2 separate regions of the Mus musculus genome follow, and region 1 is linked to region 2. A link is a loop called in an ENCODE intact Hi-C map of the cell type or tissue named here. Cell type or tissue: left cerebral cortex. All regions are shown on one strand.

Region 1 (8,000 bases), 730 kb after region 2:
CCAGGCCGTTGGACAGAAGTGGGACATCTGTCATAGAGATCCACAAAATGAAAGATGCATATGATAAAATAAAACACAAGGTTGGAAACTTCATTTTCATGAAAAAGGGCCAAGGGTATTAGTATATGTACATTGCATATAACAGTTTTTATGGAGATACACATCCCCCAAGTGCAGGATTGAGAAAGAATTGAAGAAGTTTGTTTTTGTCATTATTTAAGTATTATTTGGCTAGTTCTGTTTTTATAATGAGCACAACTTTTTAAAATAAGGAAATATTCTAAAGAACTCTTGTTTACAACAATAGCAGGTGGCCTGACATCCTCTTCTGGCCTCTGAGGGCACCAGGCATGCACAGAATGCATAGACACAAATGCAGGCAAAACATTCAAACACATACATTTAAAAACAAACAAGCAAGCAAACCGGTTAAAGGTTATCATGTAGACTCTCTCAGGCCCGTTGTGATGTTCAATGAGGAAGAGAGAGGCACAAGGAAAGCTCTTTCCTTAGAATGTTAGTGAAGGGGGAAGACGAAACTGGTTTTAGAAAACCAGTTTCATTTTTTAACAAGGCAGTAACTCAGGCGAGGATCAGCAAGGTACACTAATACGCCAAAGTAGAATTTGAAAGACATAAAGAATCTCCCATCAGCCGGGTGGTGATGGCGCACGCCTTTAATCCCAGCACTTGGGAGGCAGAGGCAGGCGGATTTCTGAGTTCGAGGCCAACCTGATCTACAGAGTGAGTTCCAGGACAGCCAGGACTACACAGAAAAACCCTGTCTCGAAAAACCAAAAAAAAAAAAAAAAAAAAAATCAAGGCCAGCCTGTGCTAAATAGTGAATTTCAGACCAGCCTGGGCTACAGTTTAGACCCTGTCTCAGAAAACAAATAAACAAACAAACAAAACAAAGACAGGTAAGAATTACCTGAACTTAAACTACCTCAACTTTTAACTAAGGAAATGTTTTGGGGGACTGAAGAGATGGCTTACTACCTATGAGCCCTTATTGCTCTTACAAAGGACCTTGGTCCAATTCTCAGTACCGACAGAGGAGTTTCCAACCATCAGTAACTCCCGTTAATTCTTGTGACCTCCACAGGCATCAGCCAAACACACGGTCCGCATCCACAGATGCAGGCAAAGCACACCAGCCAAACACACGGTCCGCATCCACAGATGCAGGCAAAGCACTCACACACAAAAATAAAACTCATAAACCTAATTTAATTTTTTTAAAAAAAGGTTTCCGATTCATTATCCTCTCTGAGCTGGGTAAAACCTATTTAATTATTGCAAATAATATTCTACTCTAGAACAAGTCTAATGTAAATCTCAAAAATAACACCAACAGCCAGCACAAGATTTATAGGTGTAAACATCTGGTTTTTATAACAAATAACAAAGTTTAACAGCAATAAAACAAATCATTTAGTACAGCATATAATGTGTTATATTAAATTTACACAATGATATATATAAAACACATACTGTTTATATCATACAGTAATTCAGCAACAGGAATATCAAAACAGGAATCCAAAGAACTACTACTCATGCACAAAACATGCATATATCAGTATTTTAAAAACTCTATTTTACACAATACTGTTTACCAAAAGCTTTTTTAAAAAATGTAATGCCCTTCCAGATAAGTCAGCGGTCCGGTGAGGGTTGAACTGCACTACTGTTCAGGCCAGTGCTTGGTGAGAGCAATTCTGGGCTTGGAGTCAAGCCCAGTAAGGGTGAATTTCTTTGCACCAAAGGACCAACACTTTATCCCAAAGACAAGCCCTCTAAGGGACAAACAGTTGTATTGGCTACAAATTAGGAGCAGAGAGATAGAAAGGCATCAAAAACTGCTGGATATATGGCCCATGAAAGGGCTACTGTAACGAAGGCGGAGGCACTACAGGTGGCAAAGGTTTTTGTGAATCCTTTTAAGGTCCTATCAGTCTCCCTATCCAGTTTACCACCTCCAGATTAAAAGTCTGGTCTACTAAGTTCTAAATCCAGTAAAAAGTGTACTTCTAAGAAGAAAATAGGATGGAGAGACATCTGAGAGTGTTGTCTATAGTAAAAAATTTACAGAAAGCAATGACTGTTTTGTTTGTTTGTTTGTTTTTTCTACCTACTCTACACAATTGTATGCAATGCCCCTCAACCGGAAAGCCCTTTCAGGGACAAAGCCCTAAAGGATCAAGGAGCGAGTTCACGGCTTAAAAATTTTATCCACGAACCTTGGAAACAAAAGGTCTCATCCAAATAAAACTTGAACATCACACACCTGTACTTGGCCAGACACTCGGACGAAACATCTGATAATCAAAATGCATTCACTATCACCACCACTAAGACCTCAATATTCACTTCTAACTAGAGATACATCCTTCACCTTCCATTAAAGGCACTAGCGTCCATACATGACCGCGAGACATAATTTATCTTGGGTTTATCCTAGTGAAAGGAAAGTATTCCATTTAAGTATGACACAAATATTAAGACAACACCTTTTTCTTTTTCTCAGAGACTAGGGGGAGGAGAAGACACTCGCTACATCAGCTACTCAAACGGTAGTCATCAGTTTCAAAGAGCCAGAGCGGAAACGGAGGATCTTCTTCTTGAGGTTGTGCGAAGCCTTGATTTTGACAAAGGTTTTTGTGGGACGGGTGTGGAGGTCTGGGGCCGTGACCGTTTGAATCGGGAGAGTCTGGACAAACTGGGACCAGATTAAACCCCCGCTCTCCTCTGAGTCGCTGGTGGTGGTGCTCTCGCCCACGAAGTCGCCTTCGCTCACGCTGGACTCGCTGTCGCCGAAGCAGTTGGTGGTGTAGTTGCTCTGCTCGTCCTCGCTGGTGTCCACCACCGTGGAGTGGAAGAGCGACTCGCACTCCGCCGAGTACTCGGAGTCGCTGGGCACGTAGGCATAGGGGCTGGCGTAAGGCAGGGCGACAGCCACCCGGTAGGCAGCCCCGTGCTCCCTGCGAGCCCTCCGGGCCCTCCGCAGGGCTTCTTCGTAGGAGACCTCGGCTGACGATTTCCACCGCCGGTAGTCGGTTCGCTTGTGCTTCGGTTTGGCCACCACGGGCTCCCGGCCATGCGCGTGCGCCCTGCTACCCGCCCGATGGCCGCCGGTGCCCAGGGCCCTACCGGGAAGGCCAGCGTCCTGCAGCCCGCCACTGCGCCGGCCCTTGGCGGAGGTCTTCCTGAATTTCTTATTTGTATCCGAGTCGTCTGGGAAACGGCACTTCTTGCCTGCTGCCCGCGGTTTCTCCCTGACGGTGGGCAGGCCGTGTTCCATGGCTGCCTGGCCGCGGGCCTTCAAGGTGGCGCTCCTTGCGACACCCGGGTTCCTGTGTGCACGGTGAGGCCTGGCGGCCGCCTGCTGCCCCGGAATGAACTGAGCTTTCACCAGATGCCCTTCCTCGAGGCTTTGAGATGAGCCCTCGCTTTTGAAGTCCAAGGCCGGCCTGTCCAGCGCGGGCACAGCCTGGAGGCTGTTCTTCTGCGACATCTTTTTCGGGAGCTGCAGGGCTTTGCTCTCTGCGGGGGCGACAGGGCCTCTGCCAGGACTTGTTTTAGGAGAAACAGCGGAGGCCTGATTGCTTTCCTTCATGGATTCCCCCAGCCCGGCTTGACACCTTGTGAGCTCTTGAGAGGCTGCCTTGGCGGCTTTGGGCACATGCTTGCTTTGGGGTTCCATGGCGGCGCCTGCCGAGCAGCTCTCCGGCAGAGCCAACCTCTTGCTTTCTAACTGGTCTGTCTTTGAGTCTTTGGACCTCTGCTTAGGAGGGGAGAATGGCCCGTTTTCCAAAGAGGTTATTCCCCCAGCGGGCAAACACATCTGTTTTGTATTCTTAAAGTTCACACTACTGCCCGGTGGGACGCCACTAGGGGCCCTGACACACACACTTCCATTCCTCAGAAGGCCCTTGGTAGGGTCAGCGTTCACACTGGTTCTAGGTTTATTGGTCCTTACAGGGTGTGTTTTCTTCTGCACGAGGCTCAAAATATACCCATCCATTTTCTTACTGGATGCAGGATGGGAAGCGGACCACAAACTGCTTGGAGATGGCAGGGAATTGTCTGTTTTGGTGGCGTTCAGTTCAGATCCAATGCAGATGTCGCTGGCATGGCTCCCAAGCCCCTCCTCTTCCCTCAGAGTGTTGCCCGTCAGACAAAGGAGAAACATTGGGCTCTGCACAGCCACAGCATGAAGTGGACTGGGGTAGCGATATACGTCATTCCCGTTTTTAGACACAAGATCACACTGGTATTTAGGATTCACATCTGCAATGACATCAAGGGAATTAAATTGTGGTGTGGAGGGGGAACTGCACACTGTCCCTGAGGCCTGGTCTTCACAGGGGCCGCCTTTACATTCCAACCATCCTATGAGATCTGAAAAACATGTAAAGATACACTGAAGAAATGAATCGGTAGAGCCACTTCGACTCTGGCCAGAGTTTACTAAGGTGAACTGGATGGAGACAGAATAGCAAAGGATCGAGAACTAGTCCACACTGGTTCCTCTGCAAGCTTACATGAAGCACATGGATGACTGAATGACAGCAAGCACTATTCAAGAATTTTGACCAAAAAAAAAAAAAAAATAGCCATTCATAATGCTCTGAAACTACTGAATAATGTAAGGGAACACTTCATGAAGCTTAGTGAAAATCATGATATCAATCAGGATAAAATTTTATGCAAACAAACTCTTGACATTAAGCACATCAAAATCCTAACGGTACCCTTCCAGTGTGATAAGTGATCTGTTTCCAATAACTGCACCTTAGAACTTTTTGTTTTCTTTTTCTGGTCTACTCTCCTTCCTCTGGTTTCTCTTTAAAATATTTAAGACACTTGCTGTGGCCATTTTTGTATTTTTTTAAAAACAAACAAAAAAAAATACAAAATGTAATCTATTTAAACATAACTATCCTTTGTGGGAAAAAAATCAACAAAACATATCAAGGCTTTTTTAAAGGAGTGCTCTTATTTTTAACTTTGCTTATGTGTTAGTGCACCTGAGTGCCGTGCCCACAGAGGTGAGAAGAGGACTAGATTCTCTGGAGCTAGAATTACAAGCCGTTGTAAGCCACCTAAGGTGGGTGTTCTACAAAAGCAGTGTGCGCTCTGAACCACCAAGCCTTCTCACCAGCCCCCAGATCATATTACAATAACAACTAATAAAATTTAACAGTCACCATATATCTTTAACAGTGACAGAAAAGACAATATTTTAATAGGGTAAGGAATTTTTAAAGTTTGAGCAGTTTTAAAGGATAAATTTGTTGGGGCTAGAGACAAGGCTCAGCAGTTAAGAGCACTTGCTACTCTCAGGGAGGACCTGGGTTCAGTTCTCAGCACCACACGGCTGCTCAAAGCCCTGACAGCCCTAGAGGATCCTCACGGCTGCTCAAAGCCCTGACAGCCCTAGAGGATCCTATGCCTCTTCTGGTCTGTGGACACTGTACACATGTGGTGAACTTACTCAACATTCATACACATAAAATTCTATTTTAAAAGAAGCTTCTTATATTTCAAAACTGTCCATGTCAAAATACAATGAAACAAGAGGGAGGGAGAGAGAGAGGGAGGGAGGGGGGAAGGGGGGAATGAGACCTCCCTAGCTAATGACATTTCCTACCATCCTCCCCAGTACCTTAAAACCCTGCTCTTTGCCTTAAAGTCATTGCCTATGAGCTGCCATTTATCTCCTGTCTCTACTTAGAGCAGACAAAACTGTCTCCCAAGTCCCAGCCCAACTGTCTCAGTTATATAAGGATGTGGCATTTGGAAGCACTAGGGGTCTGTCTTGGAGGAAAACCTGTTCAAAGTGCCTCTTAATGGGTTTATAAAGTTTCCCTCTGAAACCAGATCTTCGGAGTGATGGGGAGCAATTAACAATGAACTTGAGGCCCAGATACTAGACTGATACAAGATAACAGGGTTCTGTGCTCTCCCAAATGGTTGATTGCTGCTGACAACACACACTGTACAAACAGAAAGGCTTGACCAATTAGCAACCTCAGCTGCTCAGTGTGCTGTCTGCTTTGTTGGACTCAATCAGCCTTGTACTTGGATGAAAACCATGAACGTAGTAGCCCATCCTGCCGCCACCCCCAGCTCCAATCCTCTTGCTTTCTCTGCTGTTCTATGTTACCAAAATACAACAGGAATAAGGGAGTGCTCTTGAGTTCTGACTTTCAAGGACAACTCTCAAGTGGAAGCTTCTCACAATATCTGTGGTCACAGGACACTTTAAAACAAAACAAAACAAAACAAAACAAAACAAAACAGATGAGATGGCTGAACATAGCCATTTCTGAATTCCCTTGGAGTGGTGGCAGAACATAAGTTAGATCTGAGTTTGAATTCTGCTATGGCCCAACTATGTAACCTTAAATCATTTAAATAACCTCACTAGGCCTCGGGTTTTTTATATTTGATTTTATGTGTATGTGCCTGAGGGTGTGTATATATACCATGTGTGCAGGAACCTGCAAAGGTCAGATCCCTTGGACCAAGAGTTATAGATGGTTATACCGAGACCTGAGCCCAAGTTCTCTACAAAAGCAGTAAGTGCTTTTAACTGCTGAGCCATCTCTCCAGCCCCTCATTTTCTTTTCTTAACTGTACCCCAAATGTTAACAATTGTACCCTGAAAACCTGTTGGGAAAATTCAAAGAAGGTAAATATATACAGGTCATCATAAGTTCTTCCATACTTGCAATATCATGCCTGTCTTGGGCAATGGAGAATTATGACATACAGACTACGGGCAGTTTCATTATGTGGAGTATTCTGAGAAACGTGGAAGGGCCACCGCTCCCAAAGTGTCAGCAGTCCTTGGCTAGACTGATAGACATAAAAAGAGAGAGAGAGAGATAGCCAGGGGTACCCCAGAAACACAAAGAAGAAGGTAAAAATGGGGCTGTAGATGAATTGTATGTGTTTAATGCAGAGCCCTAGATTCAATCACCAACATCAGAAAGGGGTGAGAGGGGAAGGAGGGAGGGAGGGAGGGGAGATGTTAAACAGCAAAGAACCAGAGCTCTGTCTCTCTAATACAGGGACAATTCCCCCAAGAGTAAGGTGCCTTTCTAATTCCATAATGTAAAGCCAACTGTCACCAAAGAGCTGAGGAGTGTAGATGTTCCTCTAGATCAAAGTGTAGGCTCTGTGTGTAACTGTGGCACTGAGTACACGCAGCACACTGCCCAAATTATTTCCTATCAAAAGATAGCTGAAGCTACATAGCCATAAAGACCCCTAACCTCGGGGCTGGAGAGATGGCTCAGTGGTTAAGAGCGCCGACTGCTCTTCCAAAGGTTCTGAGTTCAAATCCCAGCAACCACATGGTGGCTCACAACCATCCGTAATGAAATCTGATGCTCTCTTCTGGAGTGTCTGAAGACAGCTACAGTGTACTTACATATAATATAATATATATAAAAAAAAAAAGACCCCTGACCTCTTCCAATTAGAGCTTCTGTCCATGCTAAAATCCTTACCTGCAGATTTGGGGCAACCGTCTGAGATGGTCAAGGCCGCCTCCAAGGGGCTGCAGAAGCAGGTGCTGGAATGGCAACTGGACAAACACTCACTGAACACGGAGTTGGAGGAGTTAGAGAGGGAGCCCGAAGCTCCATCACTCAGCTCATAAAACCCTACAAGGAAAAGGATGGCTGGAATTAGGATCCTATCAAGCAATAACACACAAGTATATTAAAAAGAGGCAGGCTGGAAAGATGGCTCAGCACTTAAGAGCACTGACTGCTCTTCCAGAGGTCCTGAGTTCAAATCCCAGCAACCACATGGCGGCTCACAACCATCTGTAATGGAATCCAATACATATGATAAATAAATCTTTTAAAAAATAATAATAATAAAATGACCAGAGGCTGACACATCAAAGAAGAGGAAAGCTCATTTTTGTTTCCAGTTATTTGTGTGTGCAGGAGGGGGGTGTATCACACAAATGGTAGATT
Region 2 (8,000 bases):
TCCTGTACATGTTTCCAGGTTTGAGTCTGAAGCAGGTAACTAGGAGGTCCTCAAACCTTTTGGACACCTGCTGAATATGGCATTTAAAATGTTTAGACTTTCTACAATCAACTGTGACCCACCTGTGATCGTTGAGGTCTCCAAGAAGATAATAGGGCCCTGCAAGGATGAATCCGCCTGGATTGTGGTAACGCTAACCACTGAGAAAGACTGCCCCAGGAGGCTCCTGCTGCCAGGTTCTGTGAAGACAGTGAACATCTTTGGGTTTTGACTGCTGTGTTCTTCCTAGCTAGGATTGCCACTAAGCTGACAAACACCACCCAGAGATCAGCTTTGGTCTACACACTGCTCGGGACATTCAAATGGCACATGAGACTGACATGAACATTTTACAGAACCTTGACCTTAAAAACACTTAATCTTAAATCTGTCAAATAAAACCTAGCTGGACATTGTAGAAAGCCTGGTAGAAATAGCTTCATTGTTGTAAAGAGTTTTACTGTGTTAGAGTTAAAACCCTTTTTTATTTAGATAATAAGGGAGGACTTTCCTCCTCTGCTGATGTCCCAGTTCAAATCCCCTCTCTTACACTCTCTTTAAAAACCTCCCTCAAATTGAATGTCCCTTCCTTTCCACTTCCTGTGTGTCTCTCTATCCGACCTCCTGACTCCCTCTTACTCTCTGTAGTTTTGTCTTAAAAATCCTATGTTCACTTCCTGTCAATTAGTTGCTTACTCTGCCTCTTGACCTACGGTTGACTTTATTTAATCTTGCTTACAATATTTAAGCAGAAAAATCTTGGATTAAAGGTGTATGATAAGGCTGGGCCACACCACAACTAAAAACAGGTTTTTCCAGTAGATAACACAATCTCTGGGTTCTAGGTGTGATCATATACCCTGCAACAAATTCCATAAGTTTTTGTCACTATGGCTCTGTAGTATAATTTGAGCTCAGGAGTTGTGATATTTTGTCATTTGTACTTCATGGAAATGTTATGATTTTTCCTTCCTAGGTCTCTGCAGAAGGTCATTGGAATTTTGATGGAGATTTCTTTGTGTTTGTAGATTGTCTTTCATGATGTCATTATTTTCACAGTATTAATTCTGCTGACCTGTCAGGTCGTTCCAAACTCTAGTATCTTCTATTCCTTTCATCTGTGCTTTCAACTTTCCATTGAAGACATCTTTCACATCTTTGTTATTCCTAAATATTTTTTAGAGCTATTATCTCTCAGCAATTTTGTTATTTGTTTACAAGGAAGTTTCAGATGCTGTATTTTCACTGTACAGCTTGCTTTACTTTCCTAGGATCCGTATCAGATCTTACCAGAGTTTTCTGGTGGAAGTTTTAGGGTCTCTTAAGCATATAATTGTGTCATGTACAAGTAGGAGTACTTTGGATTTTCCTTTCCTCTTTTATTCTCGCTTTATTGTGCTTAGGCTGCAAGCTTTGCATAGAGTAAGAGTCAATGCTTTGGTCGTTTTCATTGCTCAGGAAATGCTTTCAGCTTTCCCTCATTTAATAGACTAGAGTTAGGTTTTTTTATTATGTTAAAGTATGGTTCCTTCTAGTCCTAGCTTCCCCCATCCAGGTGCCCCCCTGGGGGGGGCTTTTATCTGGAAAGGATGCTGATTTCTTCTTTCTCTTTTAAATGAATGATACAAAATTCACCTACAGCCAAGAGAGCAGGCTGTGGCAAGATTCCAGATCATTCGCCTTCGCCTGCTTCTTGGGCTGCTTCAAAGGCTTTTTTTTTTTTGGTCCCAGTTGTGGTCCAACATGGTAGCTACAGCCCCTTCCAAAGACTCAAACAAACAAAACAAAAAACAGAAAACAACAACAACAAAAACAAAACAATACAAAAAACAAAAACAAAAAGAAAACCAAAATCTGCATCTATTGAAGTGATCATGAAAATTCTGTCCTTAAGTCTTCTTACGTGCCGTATTATACAATTTTTTGGTATATGTATGTTGAACTGTTAGGGCCTAGATAATATAGTAAGGCCTAGATGGAATGTTAAGGCCTTGGTAAAATGTCAAGGCCTAGGTAACTGAAAACATATAAAAGCAAAATTCTAGGCCTTTAAGCCCAGGCTTGAGAATGTGACCTTTGTGACTCAATGCTCCAAGGTATGCTAATCATAAAACAGATAGCACATTCCTCCACCCACCCACTTCCTGGGTTCAAAGAGTGTTCATTCAAAGAAAGTCACCCTGACCCACCCTGACCGTTGCTGGAACCCGCTATGCAAATGTACTATTGTTAGGGGCTCTTAGAAGCTGTCTTGAGAGATAACCCGAACAATTACCAGGTATTCCTTGTGACTTTGCACTTCCTTGTGACTCTTAACTGGTATCTTTGGTATTTTCCAACCATGCCCTCCCACTTCCTTGAGTTGTGGTTTCTTCCTTTAAATACCCCCTTACCCAACTACTCGGGGTGCCACAGTCCTCTACCCCTGCATGGTGTATGATCGTGGGCCTGAGAGCGCTCTTGAATAAAAGTCCTCTTGCAGTTTGCAGCAAGACCGTTTCTCGTGAGTGATTTGGGGTGTTGCCTCTCCTGAGTCAGAATGTGGGGGAGTCCTCACGTTGTGGGTCTTTCATAACAATTACCTGGCTAGCCTGCCATTATAAGGAAACTTTCTCATATTTCTCTTGTTAATAGGAAATTTTCTAATGTCAAGTTGATTACATATTCTGTCATGTTCTGTGCCCTTGGAAACCAATCATGATAAAAGTCAATAGAACTATTGATTAAATCAAACTCTTATACCACTGATGACCTTAGACCAGAAATGATTAAATAATGTAGCGAGTGCTATACACAGTAAATATAAAGAAGCAAATGAATGAAATAAAAGGAGACAAGGAAAGAGAAAATGAAAGCAATACTAAGTGAAAGGAAAAGGCAAAGAATATTATAGATGGGAGAGGACAAAAAGCAATAGAGTTTTTTAAAAAAAACAAAAAAACACAGTTCCCCAATAGTGAAAAAAAGTAATCAAAATAGTTAAGTATAATCCAAGAAGTAAAGTAAAAACATAAAAATTTAAAATAACAAGAAAGCACCACGAAAGCAGAATTTTTTGTTTTTGTTTTTTGTTTTCCGAGACAGGGTTTCTCTGTGTAACCCTGGCTGTCCTGGAACTCACTCTTTAGACCAGGCTGGCCTCGAACTCAAAAATCCACCTGCCTCTGCCTCCCAAATGCTGGGATTAAAGGTGTGTGCCCCCACTGCCTGGCTGAAATGCATAATTTTCAAGGTGGGAGAATTACAAAGAGAAAAGGCTGAAATGTGGGGGTTTGTTTTCTTGGTTCTTTAAAAATGGAGTCTTCCCTCTTCCTGTAAGCGGCCAGAGGTCACCTGCCAAGATGGTTCGCTACTCTCTTGACCCAGAAAACCCCACAAAATCATGCAAATCAAGAGGTTCAAACCTTCGTGTTCACTTTAAGAACACCCGGGAAACTGCCCAGGCCATCAAGGGTACGCATACCTGCAAAGCCACCAAGTATCTGAAGGATGTCACTTTAAAGAAGTAATGTGTGCCATTCCGGGGGGATAATGGTGGCGTTGGTAGGTGCACCCAGACCAAACAATGGGGCTGGACACAGGGTCGGTGGCCAAAAAAGAGTGCTGAATTTTTGCTGCACATGGTTAAAAATGCAGAGAGTAATGCTGAACTTAAGGGTTTAGACGTAGACTCTCTAGTCATTGAACACATCCAGGTGAACAAGGCACCTAAGATGCACCGACGAACCTACAGAGCTCATGGTCGGATTAACCCATATATGAGCTCCCCCTGCCACACTGAGATGATCCTGAGAAGGAACAGATCGTTCCAAAGCCAGAAGAGGAGGTTGCACAGAAGAAAAAGATATCCCAGAAGAAACTGAAGAAACAAAACCTCATGGCCTGGGAATAAATTCAGCATAAAATAAATACAGATAAAGTTTTTAAAAAAATGGAGTCTTCCAGGTGGACATAGAAATTGTCACTTAAACTTGGGGACTCTTCTCTTTCTGACAGTTTATACTTTTGCTGAACCTGCACTGGAGAAATATTAGTCTTCCACAGACCTCTCTTCATTTTCATAGCTTCCTTTCCTTGCATACCACACCGCCTGCTACCACACCAGTCTTTACCATCTGTGGACCAGACAGGTTCACCCACCCTCCTGAGACTCCCTGATTTAAATGTCCTGTGGTGGCCAGCGTTTTCACCAGAGGGCGTCTGTCTAATGCACTGGGACTCACACACACAACACTGAGATCTCTACAGACAAACCAGTCTCCATCCTTTCAAATCTACCCACCTTTGGCACGGTCCTGGAGGAAGAAGACTATTTCCAGAGCTGCCATGGTCGGAGCCTACTCTCAGGCAGCCCTGACACACTAGGTTCAGCAACTGTCTCAGGAGGGAGATTAAACAGATAATTCATAGTGAAAAGCAGAAAAGGGAGGTTTATTCAATGTGGGCACACTGGGAAGAGAAAAACGTAGACCGTTGACCACTAAGTCTATCTTTGGGTATAGGTGTAACTAGAAGGTGAGACTTATACATAACTATGCAGTCCTGGCCCTGCCCACGCCCATTAGTCTTCCCTATAAGGTGGTCTGGCGAGTTTTCAGAGCTCTGTGAAACTTCTTTCCAGGAGAGAGGCTTCCCTTCCAGCTGGTGCCAGGGCCCCAGCTTTTGCCTTCTTCCATTTCGAGACTCCTGGTAAATTTTCAATTGCTTTGGAGTTCATTGTTTTAATTGTCTTATAACTAAAGGGCACACATACCTAGAACGTCTACCAGGATGGTTATAATTTAAGTGCCTGAAATACTGCTGCTTTTCCACAAGATGGCTCTATTATCAAATACAACAATTTTCAAAGCTGGAAACTTATGAACCACTTGTAAACGTTGGTACCTTGGGGTGCATTAATCTTTAAACATTTTAATGTCCTTATTGATAGCAGCTTTTCTCTTACCATTTACCTGTTTAGGTTTTGTAGGGAACCTTGGAGATGGCTCAAGACCCCCAAGACCAAGTTCTCAGTGCAAAAGAGATTTATTTAGCCAGAGAGGCAGAGGGCAGGGCTAAGGGACAAAGAGCCAGAGACAGGGTGAAGGGGAGGGAAACAAGGGAGAGGGAAGAAAGGGGGCAAGGAAGAGGGGTAGGGTGGTGTTAGTCCCAGAGGACAAAGGACTGCCTCTGGATAGAGAGGAGACAGACATGGCTCATAAGCAAATGGCGGTTTATAAAGGTAAAGGGGGAAAAGACTATGTTAGGATGAAGTGTTTAATTTTAATTGGGCATGATAATTAGGTGAGCCAAAGGGGATTTTTTGATTGCTGGACTTCAATACTTTGATAGCTAGACCTTGGTAGTCAGCCTAAGGAGGAGAAAGTGGCTAAACAAGGGAATAGACCTTGGTGGGTAGTTTAGGAATGGAATCTAATGGGCTTTAGCAAGGCAGAGGGAATAGGGGGGAGTAGGGAAAGGACAAGGCCTGCCAGACCCAAATTTGCCGTGCCGGATTGGCTAGAGTACCTTCAGGTATGTTTATTTTAAGATGTTTTAGTTTTAACTTTGTGTAAATGGGGGTTGGAAAAGACACACCATGCAGATGCCCTCGGGGTTCAGAAGAGCCCATTGGATCACCTAGAGCTGGAGGTACAAACATGGAGGAGAGAGGGTAACTCGTGGGAGTTGTTTTCTCAGCCAGATGATCAAACTCAGGCCATTCCAGGCACCTTTATCTGCAGATCTATCTCACCAGCTCTGAATTATGTAATATATTAAAGTATAGATGATATCATTTTAAAATAGCCTACGTGTGTTGAAAATATTTTAACAGGAAATAGCATTGAGTATATACATTAAAATGCGTTTCAATTAAAATGTCTACTACTGTATATTGCTAGTAGCAGGTTTCTCACACTCAATCCTTTGAAGGATAAGCATCGTCTCAGTACTACGGGTGTTCAGTTCATGTGCTTTAATTGATGGCCTCATGTCCTGTGCTGTGGATGGAGCCTGTCATGGCAACTGAGAAACAGGTCAAACTTCTCAGATTTAGAAAACGGTATTGGGGTAGCCAGTTAAGAACAATCTATGAAGCATAATCTTTTCTTTTCAGAGAATGGGATGGAACATTTGGTGTGGCCAACATTTAATGAATGCTTCCATCCATATCTCTGCTTAAACTATATCATTTACTTTACTCTCTGTGGCTTCCATACTACTATGCTTACCCAAGGATAAAGCGGTGGAGATGAAAAGAAATAGTTTGTTCAAGATCACTTAGCCCAACAGCCGGAGAAGTTGGGTGGGCTGGCTGGTTTTATGTCAACTTGACAAAAGCTAGAGTCACCTGGGAGGGGGAAACATCAGTTGAGAAAATGTCTCTCTAAGATGGGACTGTAGGCAAGCCTGTAGGCCATTTTCTTAGTTAGTGGTTGATGGGAGAGGGGCCCGGCTCTTTGTGAGTGGTGCCATCCCTGGGCTGGTGGTCCTGGGTGGTATAAGAAAGCAGACTGAGCAAACCATGGGGAGCAAGCCAGTAAGCAGCACCCATCCATGGCCTCTGCATCAGCTCCTGCCTCCAGATTCCTGCCCTGCTTGAGCTCCTGTCCTGACTTCCCTTGATTATGAACTATGATGCAGAAGCAGAAACTGAATAACCTTTCCTCAAAGTTTGCTTTTGGTCAGTGTTTTGTCATAGCCGTAGAAACCCTAATGAAGACAGTGAGGAAGGCAGACTCGAGCTCACTGATCTTGTCCTCTGTGCCTAAAACTTAGGTCTTTTAGGAGTGTTCACTCCACCTGAGTCCACGCTGCTGCTAGAACAACCACTCTGTTGACAGTAGTGAACCTATATCCTATTCCGTACCTCTGCCTGTGGGAACTTCTGTGGGAACTTTATGAAAGCTTACATACAGACTCACCTCTTTAGAGAAGCATCCTTCAAGGTCTCTGGAAATGGGAAGTTAATCTTTCAGACTTATATTAGCACTGAACAAACAGACAATACACCATGGAAACTAGGAAAGGTCAGATTCTTGGAGATCACCGAAGGCCCGGGCAGAAGGAGAAGTGTTGTCAGTTACGGGTTCTTATTTTAATGACACAGGACAGCCTTGTAATAGTGACCAGGATAGAGTCAAGTAAATGCACCATTTTGTGAGTTTGGTGGGAAGGTATTAAGAGAAGGAATATAAACACGGCCTCGTGGAAATCTGCTGCTTCTTATTCACTGCTAAAGGTTCCCTGAAGAGGGGGCCTTGGAAGGTCTCCTGTGACCAACACTGAAGGGCAAAGGAAAGAAGGGAGAGAGGAGAACAGAAGAAATTAATGAAAGAGAAGAAGAGACTGAAGAGAGAGGAAAACAAAGGATTGATTGAGAGAGAGAGAGAGAGAGAGAGAGAGAGAGAGAGAATGTGGAGCATCAGATGATCAATGAAAACTGAACATTTATGTGTTTAACGCACAGCTAGTTTTTCCTCACATCTGAGGCAGTCTCACTGTGTGGTGCAGGCTGGCCTCAGTCTCACTCCGGATCCTCCTATCCATATTAATGTTGGAGGTGCATTCCTGCCCCGCCAGGCCTACCTAGCTTAATGTGATCATTAAGCCGTTGTGCTAGGCTCTTAGCCACCCGTGGAAAGCAACAAGTCTTGGGGAGCAGGTAAGTTGAGTGAAGCAATGTGTACTAACTACAGGACAGCAGTTGCAGATTCATTCTCAGCTCCTTCCATTGTTTCAGCTTCTCCATAAATTCAATCCATAAACCCAGCTGAGTAGACACAAACTATGCTAGACTATTAAAATGTACCATTATCTCAAAAAACCAATTTAATTTTATTTGTTCTTTGGCTTGTATAATTTGGCTAATATTTTTTGCATTACTGCATGTCTACATAGTTTTAAGAGCTGATAAAAGGCTATTTGTCCATTTCTATATAGTTTACCCAATCAGCTCATTTATATAAAAATTTGCTTAA

Evidence for each region. Hi-C counts contacts between places; a loop is a spot of excess contacts. Peaks named below come from ENCODE experiments on the same cell type or tissue, not always from the same donor. Only the 100,000 strongest peaks of a DNase experiment are listed, where the experiment ranks them.
Region 1: a loop joins it to region 2, with 5 times the contacts of the local background. A loop is called at or near these places in 3 of 42 quality-filtered maps.

Annotation. Positions count from the first base shown.
Region 1 is chr12:71,313,464-71,321,463 of GRCm38, reverse strand. It overlaps Dact1 (dishevelled-binding antagonist of beta-catenin 1), which reads right to left. Exons shown (of 4, transcript NM_021532.4): 3 at 7,524-7,679; 4 at 1,357-4,293. The coding sequence ends at 2,570. Among named protein-coding and RNA genes, the nearest start is that of Dact1, 7.6 kb to the right of the region's middle. In left cerebral cortex, no CTCF peak of the experiment used is centred here; a DNase peak (open chromatin) is centred at 4,218.
Region 2 is chr12:72,044,640-72,052,639 of GRCm38, reverse strand. It overlaps the pseudogene Gm7986. Among named protein-coding and RNA genes, the nearest start is that of Gm40440, 8.4 kb to the right of the region's middle. In left cerebral cortex, a CTCF peak has its summit at 4,842 (motif pointing right); a DNase peak (open chromatin) is centred at 4,905.